2 separate regions of the Homo sapiens genome follow, and region 1 is linked to region 2. Evidence: read pairs that join two places in POLR2A ChIA-PET (ENCODE). Cell type or tissue: PC-3. All regions are shown on one strand. Each heading gives the region's core, and the rest is flanking DNA. Links, peaks and the distances in the headings are about the cores only.

Region 1 (5,000 bases), core at 1-5,000, 290 kb after region 2:
CATAGCAAAACCCTGTCTCTACTTAAAAAGCAAAAACAAAAAATTAGTCAGGCTTTGTGGTGTACCCTGGTAGTCCCAGCTACTTGGGAGGCTGAGACACCAGAATCACCTGAACTGGGGAGGTTGAGGTTGCAGTGAGTTGAGATGGTGCCACTGTACTCCAGCCTGGGCAACCAGAGAGAGGCGCTGTCTCAAAAAAAAAAAAAAAAAAAAAGACATGCAAACATTTTGATAAAAATTGTCAGAGAAATGACTATGTGGCTTAGCAGTGCTCCATTCTACTTTATTTACACTTACGACCTTGTTCAAGTAAGTTGAGCATATCCTAATATATTGAATTTTGGTTAATGTTTCTCCTAAAATGCCTTTTAAAATAATTGCTATAAGTTAAATTTTTTCTCCACCAACAGGCTTGCTTTATATTCTCTTTGATTTGGTCGATTGGAGGAAGTTGTGATACAGATGGCCGTCGTGTTTTTGATACTTTCATACGATTAATCATACTGGGAAAAGATGATGAAAACCCAGTGCCAGATTCTGTGGGTAAATGGGAATGCCCATTTGATGAAAAAGGCCTGGTCTATGACTACATGTATGAGGTATGACATAAAAAGCTTGTTATGGTAAGATAAAACACAAAGGCTTAGGCCAGCAGACAAAGCTCCTGGGTTTTCATCCTAGAGTTATTTTGACTCCTGCGGTGAGCTTTTTAAGCTCCCTTCTTTTAGTTTCACCTCCCATAACTTATTGGCTGTATAAATAAATTTGCTTTAATAATATTTTTATAATTTCACATTTAAATTAAATTTATTTTTCCATTTTATTAAATAATTCCCCAAAGCATTTTTTAAACAGCAAGTATTTGAATAATTATTTGATTCATACAAATTTTATTTCATCCCCCATAAGATCTAGATAGAGCATTAGTTATAATTTCACTTAAATCTCAAGTTTTATGATAAGGAAGTAAACCTAAAAAGATTAATGGCTAGCAGAGCCAGAACTTGACTCAAGTTCTCCTGACTGACAGTGCAGGACCCTTTCCCCAAAACCATGCTAACACAGAATTTTAAGAATCTGGCCAGAAAGAGAGTTTCATCCTCATTAGCCATAGCGGGAAGTCAATAAAGTAATCTCTAAAAGTGAAAAAAGAGGTGGTAACACAAGCATATTCTTTATTTCTTTCTTTTTTTTTTTTTTTTTTTTTTGAGACGGAGTCTTGCTCTATTGTCCAGGCTGGAGTGCGGTGGCGCAATCTCGGCTCACTGCAAGCTCCGCCTCCTGGGTTCAAGCCATTGTCCTGCCTCAGCCTCCCGAGTAGCTGGGACTACAGGTGCCCGCCACCACGCCTGGCTGATTTTTTGCATTTTTAGTAGAGACGGGGTTTCACCGTGTTAGCCAGGATGGTCTCAGTCTCCTGACCTCGTGATCCACCCACCTCAGCCTCCCAAAGTGCTAGGATTACAGGCGTGAGCCACTGCGCCCGGCCCACAAGCATATTCTTTAAGAATCGAAAATAAATACCAAACTATCCAGCTTAGAGAAGGTGAAGGTCTCTAGGAAAGGGAAAGTGACAGTAGGGAAATGCTGTTTTTCTTAACCTTGTAAATCTTTTGACTGTAAAATATGTACATATATAATGTTGATAAAAATAAAAGCTAAAACTTAAAAAAATACAAATATGAATTACTAAAGAAACATTCACCCAAACTTACAAAGTTACCACAATTCAAACATGTAACATATACGTGTACAATTTGCTGGAAAATAGGAAAAGATTGTGAGATTCCAGCCACAGCTCTGGAATCGGGTCTTAGGGGGCTACTTTGGCAGGTATTAAAACTTTTTTTACTTAACAGTGGAAGGGCTGGGGTTCTCCAGGGAGGGGTCAAAACAACCTGCAGAAGAAGATAATGGTTGGGGGTGGAGTGAAGATTGGGAGGCACTCAGGGGTGTCAGGACAGCAGTTATTTAGCCAGTGATTCAGAAGAATTTCAGTATCATAACAATTAATACAGCTATGCTGATATATATCCTGGTTGTTTCAGCCTGGATCAAAATGCCAAAGAGAATAATGTTAGAGAAACAAATATAGTGGTTTTATGTGATATTTTATTTTTAGTTAGATTATTGCCCATTTGTTTTAAAATATAAAAAAGTAAAGCCAAAACCCAGGAAATTGTAACTTGAAGTACATTAGAGTGGCTTTCAAATAAATACTCAATGTATGCAAAAGGACATCTTGAAGGCATTTGGGGAATATTGGAGTGTTAAGAAGACATAAAGGCAAAAGTATCTGAAATGTTAGATATGTTGAATATGTGATAACAAAAGTTACATTATATTTTTCAGGTTATTAAAAATGAAAATTGAAAAAATATATTTTTTAAATTGGTGTTTTCATGAATGCTTATTTTATTAATCTGCTTATGACTTAAAATATGCTATATGTGTTCTTTTATGTGAATGTAATATTTCATTAAAAGGGGGAAGACTTAAGTTTTTAAAAGCTAATATAATAGTATACATGTTGAAAAGAGCCTTTCAGATACAGCAAGTACATGGTTTTAATATTTTAAAACTTATATTTTCTTGTAGTTGAAAAACAAAGGTCGCTGGGTCCATTGGAATGAATTAATTAAAAATACTAATTTAGGAGATAAACAAATCAAGATTCAAGATATCATAGTCCCTACGATGGACACAATTAGATATACGTTTCTAATGGATTTGAGTATTACCTATGCAAAGTAAGGAACTCTGCTATAAACAAGCATTTTGAATGTAAAAGTACCATTTTAATAGGATTATGGCAATTTTTGAAGTATTCGAGATCATCCCTTTTCAGGTAACTGAAATCCTGGGGGACTTGTTGGCATGTTGAAAGTGACATCTGTTGCTATTGGCAAACCTGGAATACACATTTCCCATTGCCCACTCCAAAGCCCTTGCCATCATACTTTGCTGCCTCATAAGTTGCCTTACATTTTTGATTTGTAACAGCACACTGAAAGCCTGCTGCTGTGTTACTGTTAAAAAGGTATGCAGTCTAATTAAAGATTCAGCGTACTCCTGAGACATCAAAGTAACCATGATCCACATTCTCCTATTACATTTAGCATTTTTCACCTATGTCCTATGCCAGTTCTGGATTCCATAACTTAAGGTGAATATTAAAAACTCAGAAGAGTCCATCAAAAGTAAAGACACATGAAACTGATCAAAAGCCTAGATGTGTACTGTTTGCATATCCATACCAACTTTCTTAATAACATTTAATAGTTATTTTTCTTTTAAAACACTAGGTATAATTTACCATTCATACTATTTAAACTAGACAAGTTTATATAATCATAAATGTCATTTTTTTGATAAAGAAGCTGTTCCTGAATGCATTCTGTGACCAATTTTATCTCATTTAAAAAAACAAAAAAACAGGAAAAATAGCTTATGAGGGAAAATTAGTTTACCCCTATTTTGTGTCCGTAGTTGCATTTTTGCATTTAGAAGCTAAGCAAGGAAGACAATTGCCAATTCTGTGACATTTCTAGTATAGCAGTTTTTTGTTTTTTTTTTTGAGACAGGGTCTCACTCTGTCACCCAGGCTGGACTACAGTGGTGCGATCACGGCTCACTGCAGTCTTGACTTCCCAGGCTCTAGCGATCCTCCCACCTCAGCCTCTCAAGTAGCTGGGACTACAAGCATGCACCACTATGCCTGGCTTTTTTTTTTTTTTTTTTTTTTTTTTTTGTAGAGACAGGTTGCCCAGACTCATCTTGAACACCTGAGCTCAAGCAATCCACCCACCTCAGCCTCTCAAAGTGCTAGGATTACACCGTGCCTGGCAATACAGTTCTTTTGTGCCAAGAACCATTTGTCAGAATAATACTTTTAAATAAGTACAAATAGAATTATAAAGTAAACCATATATATATTTATTTATTTGTTTATTTATTTCAGACAAGTCGCTTGCGCTCTGTCTCCCAGGCTGGAATGCAGTGCATTCCAGCATCTCTGCTCACTGCAACCTCTGCCTCCTGGGTTCAAGCACTTCTCCTACCTCAGCCTCCTGAGTAGCTGGGATTACAGGCACCTGCCACCACGCCAGGCTAATTTTTTGTATTTTTAGTAGAGTCGGGGGTTCACCATATTGGCCAGGCTGGTCTTGAACTCCTGGCCTCAAATGATCCATCCACCTTGGCCTCCCAAAGTGCTGGGATTACAGGCTTGAGCCACCGTGCCCAGCCTGTTTTTTTCTTTTTATATCGAAATACATTTATGAAAATATTGAACATATTTGGGCCATAGTAGTAATATATATATGTTTCTTTATTAACACATTAAATAACAAGATCTGTCAGTGGATCTGATGACTATAATACCTTTGAAGAAGGAATGGGCATGAGTGATATTTTTGAGATACTGTAACAATTGTAATGTGTAGGATAATAGCTATGATTTCTACTGGTGACAAAGACACAGGTACTATTCATACAATTGCTACATTTTAGAGGATAGCAAAAAGTAAAGGTATAACATTTTTGTCATTCAAGTTCACAGATTCTCTGAATTCTATGAATGTTTTTAGTTGGCTCATGGACCCCAAGTTAAGAACAGAAATTTATTAATACTATTTTAATAAATTTTCATAGAGCTAATGTTACTCAGACTGGAACATGTAGATGAATTCTCAGGGGTCACTCTGTTTCTAAAAGAACTTTAATTTTGTGTTCATATTTCAGTAACAGTTTTCAAAATTAATACTAGCATAGTTTGGCTCACTTAGATGACCCCTTAGAACTGAATATGGCTATTACTCAGTTTCAGTGCTGGCCTTTGTATTTGTCTTTTTTTAAATTTTTTTTTAGAAGGTGTTTCACTCTTCTTGCCTAGGCTGGAGTGCAATGGCACAATCTCAGCTCACCACAACCTCTGCCTCCCGGGTTCAAGCGATTCTCCTGCCTTAGCCTCCCAAGTAGCTGGGATTACAGGCATTTGC
Region 2 (11,272 bases), core at 3,690-8,689:
CTGGACAACAAGAGTGAAACTCCATCTCAAAAAATAAAATAAAATAAAGTAAAATAAAATAAAATAAAACATCTCAGGAGTTGAGTGAGTAGCCTCAAGCATGTGCACTAAGAGGCAAAATGGCAGAGTTTAACTGGTATGTGACCTTCCTTAGGAACACTTGACTGGTAAGGGAAAAATGCCTCAAGTCACTAAGAGGCAAAATGGCGGAGTATAAACACACAACTGGTAAGGGAAAAATGCCTCAACTGAGCATGCATACAACTTCAGTAAACACACTGCGCATGTGGCCCTTCTCAAGTGCTGGCAGGCCGCTTTGCATGCCGACAGCCTACCCCAAAAGGGAAGAGTCAGGGCAGAAGGGACACAACCCTCCAGAAGCATGCCAATGCATAAAACTCCAAGTCAGACCTGGTGTGGTGGCTCACACCTGCGATCCTAGCACTTGGGGAGACTGAGGTGGGAGCATTGCTTGAGCCCAGGAGTTCAAGACCAGCCTGAGCAACAGAGCAAGATCCCATATCCCATCTCAAAAAAAAAAAAAACAAAACTCCAAGTCAAAAGTCAAACTGTGTGCTTGATCTCTCAGGTTGCCCACTTGAAACCTCTTGCAAGTGTACTTCCTTTTGTTCCTGCTCTAAAGCTTTTTAATAAACTCTGCTTTAAAACTTGAGGCCAGGAGTTTGAGACCAGCTTGGTGACATAGGTAGACTCCTGTCTCTACAACAGCAAAAAGTCTATTCATTTTCAGATGGACATTTGGGTTGTTTCCACTTTTTGGCAATTGTAAATAAAGCTGCTATGAACACTGGTATGCAAATATCTGTCTGAGTCCCTGCTTTCACTTCAAGTATATACCTAGAAGTGGAATTGCTGGATCATATTGTAATTTTGTGTTTAAACTTTTTTATATTTACAAATATTAAATTTATTATAACTAAAATGAATGTGATTGTTCTCAGATTTGGCCACTTTATAGCTCTGTTTAAGGAGGGGATTTTTTAAAAAAGAGAATAATGCATCATAACTCGGTCAAGGCCGGGCACGGTGGCTCACGCCTGTAATTGCAGCACTTAGGGAGGCCGAAGCGGGTGGATCACTTGAGGTCAGGAGTTCAAGACCAGCCTGGCCAACATGGTGAAACCCCATCTCTACTAAAATACAAAAATTAGTTGGGTGTAGTGGCAAGTGCCTGTAGTCCCAGCTACTCGGGAGACTGAGGCAGGAGAATAGCTTGAACCCAGGAAGCGATGGTTGCAGTTGCGCCACTGCACTCCAGCCTGGGTGACAGAGTGAGACTCCATCTCAAAATGAACAAAAAAAAGAAAAAAAAACTTGGTCAAATTACTTTCACATTAAGAAAAAAACTTCTGAATGGGCATGGTGGCTCACACCTGTAATCCCAGCACTTTGGGAAGCCAAGATGGGCAGATCACTTGAGCTCAGGAGTTCACGATCAGTCTGGGCAACATGGCAAAACCTCATCTCTACAAAAAATACAAAAATTAGCCAGGTGTGATGCTGTGCCCCTGTAGTCCCAGCTACTCGGGAGGCTGAGGTGGGAGGATGGCTTGAGCCCAGGAAGTGGGGGTTGCAGTGAGCTAAGATTGTGCCACTGCACTCCAGCCTGGGCAACAGAGCCAGATCCTGTCTCAGAAAAAAAAAAAAAAGAAAAAGAAAAAACAAAGTTCTATAAAGGAAAACAAGACAAGCAACTCTTCAGTTTCACATAATTAAGGAAAAGGAGAAAGCATGCAAGCTGCATCATAGCTAAATTTATGAATATGTTTAATTTTTTGCCAGGCGCGGTGGCTCATGCCTGTAATCCCAGCACTTTGGGAGGCCAAGGCAGGTGGATCACTTGAGGTCAGGAGTTCGAAGCCAGCCCGACAAACATGGTGAAGCCCCGTCTCTACTAAAAATACAAAAATTAGCTGGGCGTGGCGGTAGTCCCCGCCACTTGGGAGGCTGAGTAATCCCAGCTACTCGGGAGGCTGAGGCAGGAGAATCACTTGAGCCTGAGAGGTGGAGGTTGCAGTGAGCCGAGATCACGCCACTACACTCCAGCCTGGGTGACAAAGTTAGACTCCATCTCAAAAAAAAAAATTTTTTTTTTTGAGGAAACTCCATAGTATTTTCCACAGAGGCTGCACCATTTTACATTCCCCTGACAACAAACAAGTGTTCCAATTTCTCCACATCCTTGCCAGAATTTAATATTCCCTCCCTCCCTCTCTTCCTCCCTTCTTCCCTTCCTCCCTCCCTCCCTCCCTTCCTTCCTTTCTCTCTCTCTTTCTTTTGCTATCCTAATGGATGCGAAGTGGTATCTCATTGTGGCTTTGTCTTGCATTTTCCTAATGATTAGTGATGCTGAACGTCTTTTCAAGTGTTTATTGGCCATCTGTATGTCTTTTTTGGAGAAATGTCTGTTCAAGTCCTTTGCCCATTTTTGAATTGGGTTGTTGGTTTTTATGTTGTTGAGTTATAGGAGTTCTTTATATATTCTGGATATTAATTCCTTATCAGATAAAGGATTTGCAAATATTTTCTCCCATTCTGTGGGTTGCCTTTTTACTCTGTTGGTGGTATCCTTTGATATATAAAAGTGTTTAATTTTGATGAAATCCAATTTATCTCTTTTTTCTTTTGTTGCCTGTTCTTTTGGCATCATATCAATAAATCATTGCCAAATCCAGTATCGTGAAGCTTTTCTCCTATGTTTTCTTCTAAGAGCTTTACAATTTTAGCTCTTATGTTTATGTCTTTGATCCATTTTGAGGATTCAGGGCAGTAGGGGGTAATGGTCTTACTCTGTCACCAAGACTGGCATGCAGTGGCATGATCATAACTCACTGCAGCCTTGAACTCCTGAACTCAAGTGATCCTCCTGCCTCGGCTTTCCCAGTAGCTGAGACTACAGCCATGGGCCACCATGCCTGGCTTTGAATTGTTTTTCATATATGTTAAAAGGTAAGGGTGCAACTTCATCCTTTTGCATGTGGGTATACAGTTTTCCAGTACCTTTGCTCTTGAAGACTGTCCTTTCCCCATTGAATGGTCTCAGCACTGTAGTCAAAAATCATTTGACTATGCAATGGTTTGTTTCCGGGCTCTGTATGGTACTCTATTGGTCTGTCTTTATGCCAGTACCACACTGTTTTGATTGCTGTAGCTTTGTAGTAAGTTTCGAAAACAGGGAGTATGAGACCTCTACTTTGTTCTTTAAAACCAAATTTTTAATCCACTCTCTCAAATTATTTGTAGGGAGTTGCCATCTCAGTAACACTGTAAAAATTGTACTTCACAGCAATTATTTCTAATGAGAACAAGTCCTCTTTGTAAGTTCTTGACAAGAAGATGTCTAGGAATAACACTGCTAGTTTTGAATATTTGTATTTTCTTTACTTCCTGTAGACAAAGCTCTTACTCACAAGATAATTAGAATTTGCAGTGTTTAAGTCTTTTGTTCAGGCTGGCACTGCCAAAGTGGGAAATCAGCCAAAGAAGACTTCCTGGATTAAGTTTAACTTAGGTAACTAACGTTTGCACTCCCAGACTCCATTAGTTTGCCCAGAAGAGAGAAGAGAACAAACATGTTCAAAACAAGCTGTTTGGGATTTTGCTCAGGCAAAGTCGTTGCACATTCAAGAAAAAACAAAAGTCAATGAGAGAAAAACCATGACAGAAAGTTGAAGCCAAACTCTGAGAACTGAGGCAGAGTCTTGGCTGTTGTACCTCTATAAATGATTTTTTAAAAGAGAGAGAGAGAATCACACTTATTTTAGTGTGGTCTTGGAGATTCTCTCTCCATTTCAGGTTGTGCTGAAGAAAAATTATAGTTCAAGAAACTTCTTGGTATTTTGCTTCTCTTCTAACAGAGGTAGGGTGGGGTAATAAGAAAGAATGTTGGACTGTGTCTAAGAGGTCTGTTTTCTAGTGGGATTTTGCCACTGACTTGCTATGGGAACTAAGTCACTGGCTCGCTGAACTGTAATTTCCTCCACACGTGTTGACAGAATTGTCACATCTCCAAAAACTCTTACAGCTTTAATAATATTACAGATTTTTTAAACCTCTTCTAGATATTATTTATTTTTATTCTGTAATTCTCAGGGAACACTGAATAACTTATTTGCATACATGTTTTATCTGTCCTGCTAAATTATAAAGTCCTAAAAAAATCTTACTCAGTTTGCTCTCCCTCAGAGTTTAGCATTGCATTTTTCACAAATGAAACAAATATTTGAAGGAGGGGAGAATGAATTGAGCTATCTCTTTTTGGTTTTTGTTGTTTTTTGTTTGTTTGTTTTTGTTTGAGACGGAGTTCCCTCTGTCGCCCAGGCTGGAGTGCAGTGGTGTGAGCTCAGCTCACTGCAACCTCTGCCTCCCCAGTTCAAGTGATTCTCCTTCCTCAGCCTCCTGAGTAGCTGGGATTACTGGCATGCACCACCACAGCCAGCTAATTTTTGTATTTTTAGTAGAGACTAGGTTACACCATGTTGGCCATGCTGGTCTCAAACTCCAGCCTCAGGTGATCCACCAGCCTCGGCCTCCTTCCAGACCTCAGGTGATCCACCAGCCTGGGATTACAGGCATGAGCCATCACGCCCAACCGCTGTCTCTTTTTGTTTTGAAGATTATTTTTCATGAGAATTGTTTATTTTTTGGTGAGATAAATATCCTTTACTAGGTGATAATGATTATATTATAGTAATGATATTTCCCCTATTTTATCCTATTAAAAATAATTTGTTGGCCGGGCATGGTGTCTCACACCTGTAATCCCAGCACTTTGGGAGGCCGAGGTGGGCGCATCGCCTAAGGTCGGGAGTTTGAGACCAGCCTAACCAACATGGAGAAACCCCGTCTCTACTAAAAACACAAAATTAGCCGGGCATGGTGGCACATGCGTGTTATCCCAGCTACTCAGGAGGCTGAGGCAGGAGAATGGCTTGAATCCGGGAGGCAGAGGTTGCGGTGAGCTGAGATTGCGCCATTGCACTCCAGCCTTGGCAACAAGAGCGAAACTCCGTCTCAAAAAAAAAAAAAAAAGAAAAAAATTAGCCAAGGATGGTGGTAACTGCCTGTAGTCCCAGCCACTCGCCTGAGGCAGAATGATCGCTTGAACCCAGGAGGCAGAGATTGTAGTGAGCTGAGATGGCGCCACTGCACTCCAGCCTGGGCAACAGAGTGAGACTCTGTCTTAAAAAAAAAAATTGTAGATTATTTTATTTTAAAATTTTTGTAGGTACACCGTAGGTATATATACTTATAGGGTACATGAGATATTTTGATATAGGCGTGCAATGCATAATAATCACATCATGGTAAATGGGGGTATCCATCCCCATCTACTTTCCATACCCATTAACCATCCCCACTTCCCCCTATGCCTCCACTACCTTCCCCAGCCTCTGGTAACCATCCTTCTACTCTGTCTCCATGAGTTCAATTGTTTTAATTTTTAGCTCCCACAAGTAAGTGAGAGCATGTGGTTTGTCTTTCGGTGTCTGGCTTATTTCACTTAACATAATGACCTCCAGTTCCATCCATATTGTTGCAAATGACAGGATCTCATTCCTTTTTATGGCTGAATTGTACCCCATTGTATCTGTACCATATTTTATTTATCCATTCATCTGCTGATGGACCCTTAGGTTGTTTTTGTAGATTATTTTAGGATATAAAAATCCAGAAACAATTCATTAGGTAACTATTGTATCATATGGCTTTTTTGGGGGCAAATAAACTCTAAGGGAAGATTCCTTTTTTATTTTTATCTTTTTTTGATAGAGAGTCTTACTCTGTTGCCCAGGCTGGCATGCAGTGGCGCGATCTTGGCTCACTGCAACCTCCGCCTCCCGGGCTCAAGCGATTCTCCCGTCTCAGTTTCCTGAATAGTTGGGATTACAAGCGTGCACCACCAAGCTGGGCTAATTTTATTTTATTTATTTATTTTTAAATTTATTTTATTTTATTTTTTGAGACAGAGTCTCACTCTGTCGCGTAGGCTGGAGTGCAGTGGCGTGATCTCCACTCACTGCAAGCTCCGCCTCCCAGGTTCAGGCCATTCTCCTGCCTCAGCCTCTCAACTAGCTGGGACTACAGGCGCCCGCCACCATGCCCGGCTAATTTTTTGTATTTTTAGTAGAGATGGGGTTTCACTGTGTTAGCCAGGATGGTCTTAATCTCCTGACCTCGTGATCTGCCCACCTCAGCCTCCCAAAGTCCTGGGATTACAGACATGAGCCACCGCACCCAGCCTCAAATTTTTTGTATTTTTAATAGAGACCCGGTTTCACCATATTGGCCAGGCTGGTCTCAAACTCCCAACCTCAGACAATTCGCCCACTTCGGCCTCTCAAAGTGCTGGGATTACAGGTGTGAGCCACTGTGCCCTGCCGGGAAGATTTTATATAAGCACTTGGCATGGTAAAAGACTAATGTAATGAATCAGGACTTAAAAGACTAATGTAATGAATCAGGACTATTAACCATGTGTAATCATATTAGTCAGGACTCTTACAGTTGCACATGTCAGAAGATCTAGCTCAAGCTGGCTTCAATCTAAAAGGAAAATTTATTGACTCATGTATGTGAAAAGTTCAGCCTTGGCTGAATCCAGGGTTGAATGATGTCATTTGGACTTTGTCTTCCTCTTTCTATTTCTTGGCGTTTTCTTTGTTGGGTATGCTCTTCCTTTAGAGTGATAAGGCTCCAAGCTTATATTCTATCCTTTCAGCAATCCCAGTGTCAGGACAGTGCCTCCTTCAGAACAGTTCTAATGACCCCCAGAGTTGAGTTGCATTGTTTGATCGGGTCATGCATGGGGATATGCCTGCACCCATCATTGTTCTAGGTATATAGAATACACTGATTGTCTAGGCCTGGGTTACATGCGCATGCTGGAATCCAGGAGTAGTGCTTACCTCCTCTTGAACCTCATGGACTGAGATCACTGGGGAGGTGGCTCCCCATTAGAAAATTGGGGACTTTTTTATTTATTTATTTATTTATTGAGACGGAGTTTCCCTCTGTCTCCCAGGCTGGCTTGCAGTGGCACGATCTCGGTTCATTGCAGTCTCGCCTCCTGGGTTCAAGTGATTCTCCTGCCTCAGTCTCCCGAGTATCTGGGATTACAGGCGCACACCACCACTCCCGCCTAATTTTTGTATTTTTAATAGAGATGGAGTTTCAACATGTTGGCTAGGCTGGTCTCAAGCTCCTGACCTCAGAGGATCCTCCCACCTTGGCCTCCCAAAGTGCTGGGATTACAGGTGTGAGCCACTGTGCCTCGTCGAAAACTGGGGACTCTTAAGCAGAAGAGGGTACAATGGATGATGGGCAAGTAAAGGCAGTGGGACTCCATAACTAAACTAACAACAACAACAACAACAAAATCCTAGTTTTGCAAAACAGAACTTTGTGTTGTTGTTTGAGACAGGGTCTCACTCCCATTGCCCAGGCTGGAGTGCAGTGGGACGATCTTGGCTCACTGCAGCCTCGACCTCCCAGGCTCAAGCAATCCTCCCACCTCAGCTTCCTGAGTAGCTGAGACTACAGGTGCATGCCACCATACCTGGTTACTTTTTTGTATTTTTAGTGGAGACAGGGTTTCACCACATTGCCCAGGCTGGTCTTGAACATACCTGGCCTCAAGCAATCAGTCCGCCTCAGCCTCCCACAGTGCTGAGATTATAGGTGTGAGCCACTGCTCCTGGCCAAAACAAAAATATTTAAGAAAAAATAGTAATCTTTACTTTAATTCATAAATACACCAGTTTAATTTGCTAATTAGGCAATTTTTTGGTTGTCAGAAAAACTGGACATGAAAAAAGTTTTGTTATATGGATTATCAATACTTGTATTAATTAAAAGTGTCATGATCTCTTTAATAAAAGAGATCTAGGTTCTTATGTACTTCTGCGTTCCATTAATTCCATTGTGTACCTGTCATGTAGTCACTTGGAAACTCCACTATTTACTTGAGAATTGTGAAAAAGGCCAAATAATGTCTTTTTTTGAGATAGAATATTGCTCTGTTGCCCAGGCTGGAGTGCAGTGATGTGATCTTATCTCATGCAACCTTTGCCACCCAGGTTCAAACGATTCTCCTGCCTCAGCCTCCCAAGTAGCTGGGATTACAGATGCACGCCACCACACCTGGCTACTTTTTGTACCAAATAGTATCTTAACGTTGTTACGACAATTTTTTTCTTCTTTTTCCTTTAAAGATGTGGTCTCACTATGTTGCCCAGGCTGGTCTCAAACTCCTGTCCTCAAGCAGTTCTCCTGCCTCAGACTCCCAAAGTGCTAGGATTACAGCATGAGGTATGAGCTACTGTGCCTGGCCATTATGACAAATTTTGACCTCATGGGCACTCTGAAAGGGTCTCTGCCTCCCAGGTCAAAGGATCACACTGTCTTCATAGACCTGCTCTTATTCAGTGTCTTCTGTAATTTCTTATAAATTTCAACAGGGGCCAAGCACCATGGCTCACGCCTGTAATCTCACTACTTTGGGAAGCCAAGGCAGAAGAATCAGTTGAGGTCAGGAGTTCAAGACCAGCCTGAGCAATATAGTGAGACCCCCACCTCTAAAAAATTTTTTTTAAAATTAGCTGGGTGTGGTGGCATGTACCTATAGTCCTAGCTACTTGGGAGGCTGAGGTGGGAGGATTGCTTGAGCCAGGATATTGAGGCTGCAGTAAGTAAACTATGATCACACCACTGTGCTACAGTCTGGGTGACAGAGCAAGACTCTGTCTCTCAAAAAAAAAAAAAAATTCAATGGGCATCTGGTCAACCGAGCAGTCTATTTTTTTTTTTTAATTTTTTTACTGTTTCTTAAGTTGTGGTTCTGGGATGACACATGAGAATTTGCATTTTAACCATTTCCCAGATAATTCAAAAGCCTTTAATTCAGGAACAGCAGACTTTTCTGTTTCTCTCTGATTTACTCCAAAGAGCAAGTTTAAAAAGAAGTCCAAAGTGCCCAAGCATAAGATTTTCAAGCCCTTTTCATAATTATCTTCCAAAAATAGTACATCATTAACTTCACCAACTCTCCCTGCTAAATAAAAAATCCAACATTACATATTAAGTGTCAATCACCAAAAGTCAAGTAAGGTTCCTCTTCTCTTCCCACATCAAAGTTATTTGGAATACTGAGAGAATTTGAACAAAGTGAATGCTGAGTACTACTAGTCTTTCTTCAAAAGAACAAACCTATTTTCAAGTCTGTTTTTATATAAAAGTAATTAAGAAGTCAACTCTAAACACAAATTTGTTTCTAACTTCTACATACTATTTGAACTTTCTGATGTAGTTTTGCACATGGTAAAAGTTCTAATGAAAAAGCTGACTTACGTCAGTTACAAATTGCATTTGGCTGCCAGTGACAGATCTAAGTAACAGTGCCTTAAACAGATAAGTTAGTTTTTCTTGTGTGACGAGAGGTTCAGAGGCAGACTGTTGCTGGCATTGGTTTGGCACCTTATGGATGTGACTCTCTTGATATTTTCTTTATAGTCCCAAAATGGCTGCTGAAATTTTGGCCTTCATGTCCAGGATGGCAGTAGGAGGAAGCAAAGGGGTAAAAGGGCAACAAGCATGGGCGAGGTGGCTCATGCTTCTATTTCCAGCACTTTGGCAGGCCAAGGCGGACAGACCTCTTGAGTCCAGGGGTTCAAGACCAACATGGGGAACATGGAAAAACCGCATCTCTGCAAAAATACAAAAATTAGCTGGGTGTCGTGGTGCATACTCATAGTCCCAGCTACTTAGGAGGCTGAGGTAGATCAATTGAACCCACAGGGCAGAAACTGCAGTGAGCTGAGATAGCACCGTTGCACTCCAGCCTGAGCAACAAGTGAGACCTTGTCTCAAAAAAACAAACAAACAAACAAAAACCCCAAAAACAGAAAACTCCAAAAGGGCAACAAGTACTTACTTTATTTATTTTTTTCTGCTTGCTTCTTGAAGGATATAACCAGGTATTCTGATCAGCACTTATTTTTCATATGGTTACATATATCTTCAATGGAGTCTGAGAAATACAGTATTTTACTTGGGATCAGTACCACCCCAGATTTAACCAGCCTGTATTACATACATATTTGTGTGTGTGTGTGTGATGTGTATCTGTGTGTGTATATATATGTGTATGTATGTGTATGTATATGTGTGTGTATATATACATATATATATATATATATATATATATATATATTTATTTATTTATTTATTTTTTTAGAGACAGGGTCTCAGTATGTTGCCAAGGCTGGTCTCGAACTCCTGGGCTTCAGTGATCTTCCCACTTCAGTCTCCCAAAGTACTGGGATTACAGGCATGAGCCACCGTGCCTGGCCAGCCTGCATTACTAAGGAGAAAGGGAATAATGGATAATGGCTGTCTTGGTCAGCTCTGCTGCCCTAACAAAATTCCACAGACTAGGTTGCTTAAACAGCATGTATTTATTTCTCACAGCTCTGGAGGCTGGGAAGTTCAAGATAAAGTGCCAAGCAATTCGATTCTTGGTGAGGCCTGTTTTCCTGGCTTGAAAATGGTAGCGTCTTCACTGTGTCCTCACATCCTCACATGGTGGAGAGACAGCAAGCTCTAGTCTCTATTCCTCTTCTAGTAAGTACACTAATCTCATCATGGGGGGACCCCCACCCTCATGAACTTATCTAAACCTAATGACCTCCAAGAGACCTCACTTCCAAATACCATCACATTGCGGGTTAGGGCTTCAATGTATGAATTTTCGGGGAACACAAACATTCAGTTCATAACATTTTACTCCTGCCCCCCAAAATTCATGTCCTCTCATGCAAAAATACATCCATTCCCCCAGGCGCAGTGGCTCAGGCCTGTAATCCCAGCACTTTGGGAGGCCGAGGCGGGTGGATCACGAGGTCAGGAGTTCGAGACCAGCCTGACCAACATGGTGAAACCCCGTCTCTACTAAAAATACAAAAAATAGCCGAGCGTGGTGGTGCACACCTGTAATCCCAGCTACTCAGGAGGCTGAGGCAGGAGAATCGCTTGAACCCAGGAGGCGGAGGTTGCCTTGAGCAGAGATCACACCACTGCACTCCAGCCTGGGTGACAGAGGGAGACTCCGTCTCAAAAAAAAAAAAAAAAAAAAAACCATTCCATCCCAATAACTCGAAAAGTCTTATCTTGTTCCACCATCAACTCTACCTGAAGTTGAAACACTTATTTAAATACCGTCTAAATCAGATATGAGTGACACTTGAGGCAGAGT

The links. Peaks named below come from ENCODE experiments on the same cell type or tissue, not always from the same donor. Only the 100,000 strongest peaks of a DNase experiment are listed, where the experiment ranks them.
Region 1: POLR2A ChIA-PET joins it to region 2 with 6 read pairs; 2 of 35 experiments call an interaction of 5 or more read pairs at or near these places.

What each region holds. Positions count from the first base shown.
Region 1 is chr3:57,417,117-57,422,116 of GRCh38, reverse strand. It overlaps DNAH12 (dynein axonemal heavy chain 12), which reads left to right. Exons shown (of 74, transcript NM_001366028.2): 36 at 411-599; 37 at 2,599-2,750. Among named protein-coding and RNA genes, the nearest start is that of DNAH12, 120 kb to the left of the region's middle. RefSeq lists a silencer at 4,796-4,971. In PC-3, for the core only: no CTCF peak of the experiment used is centred there; no DNase peak of the experiment used is centred there; H3K27me3 peaks cover 268 bases.
Region 2 is chr3:57,701,944-57,713,215 of GRCh38, reverse strand. No RefSeq gene overlaps it. Among named protein-coding and RNA genes, the nearest start is that of DENND6A-DT, 14 kb to the right of the region's middle. In PC-3, for the core only: no CTCF peak of the experiment used is centred there; a DNase peak (open chromatin) is centred at 6,535; H3K27ac peaks cover 1,866 bases.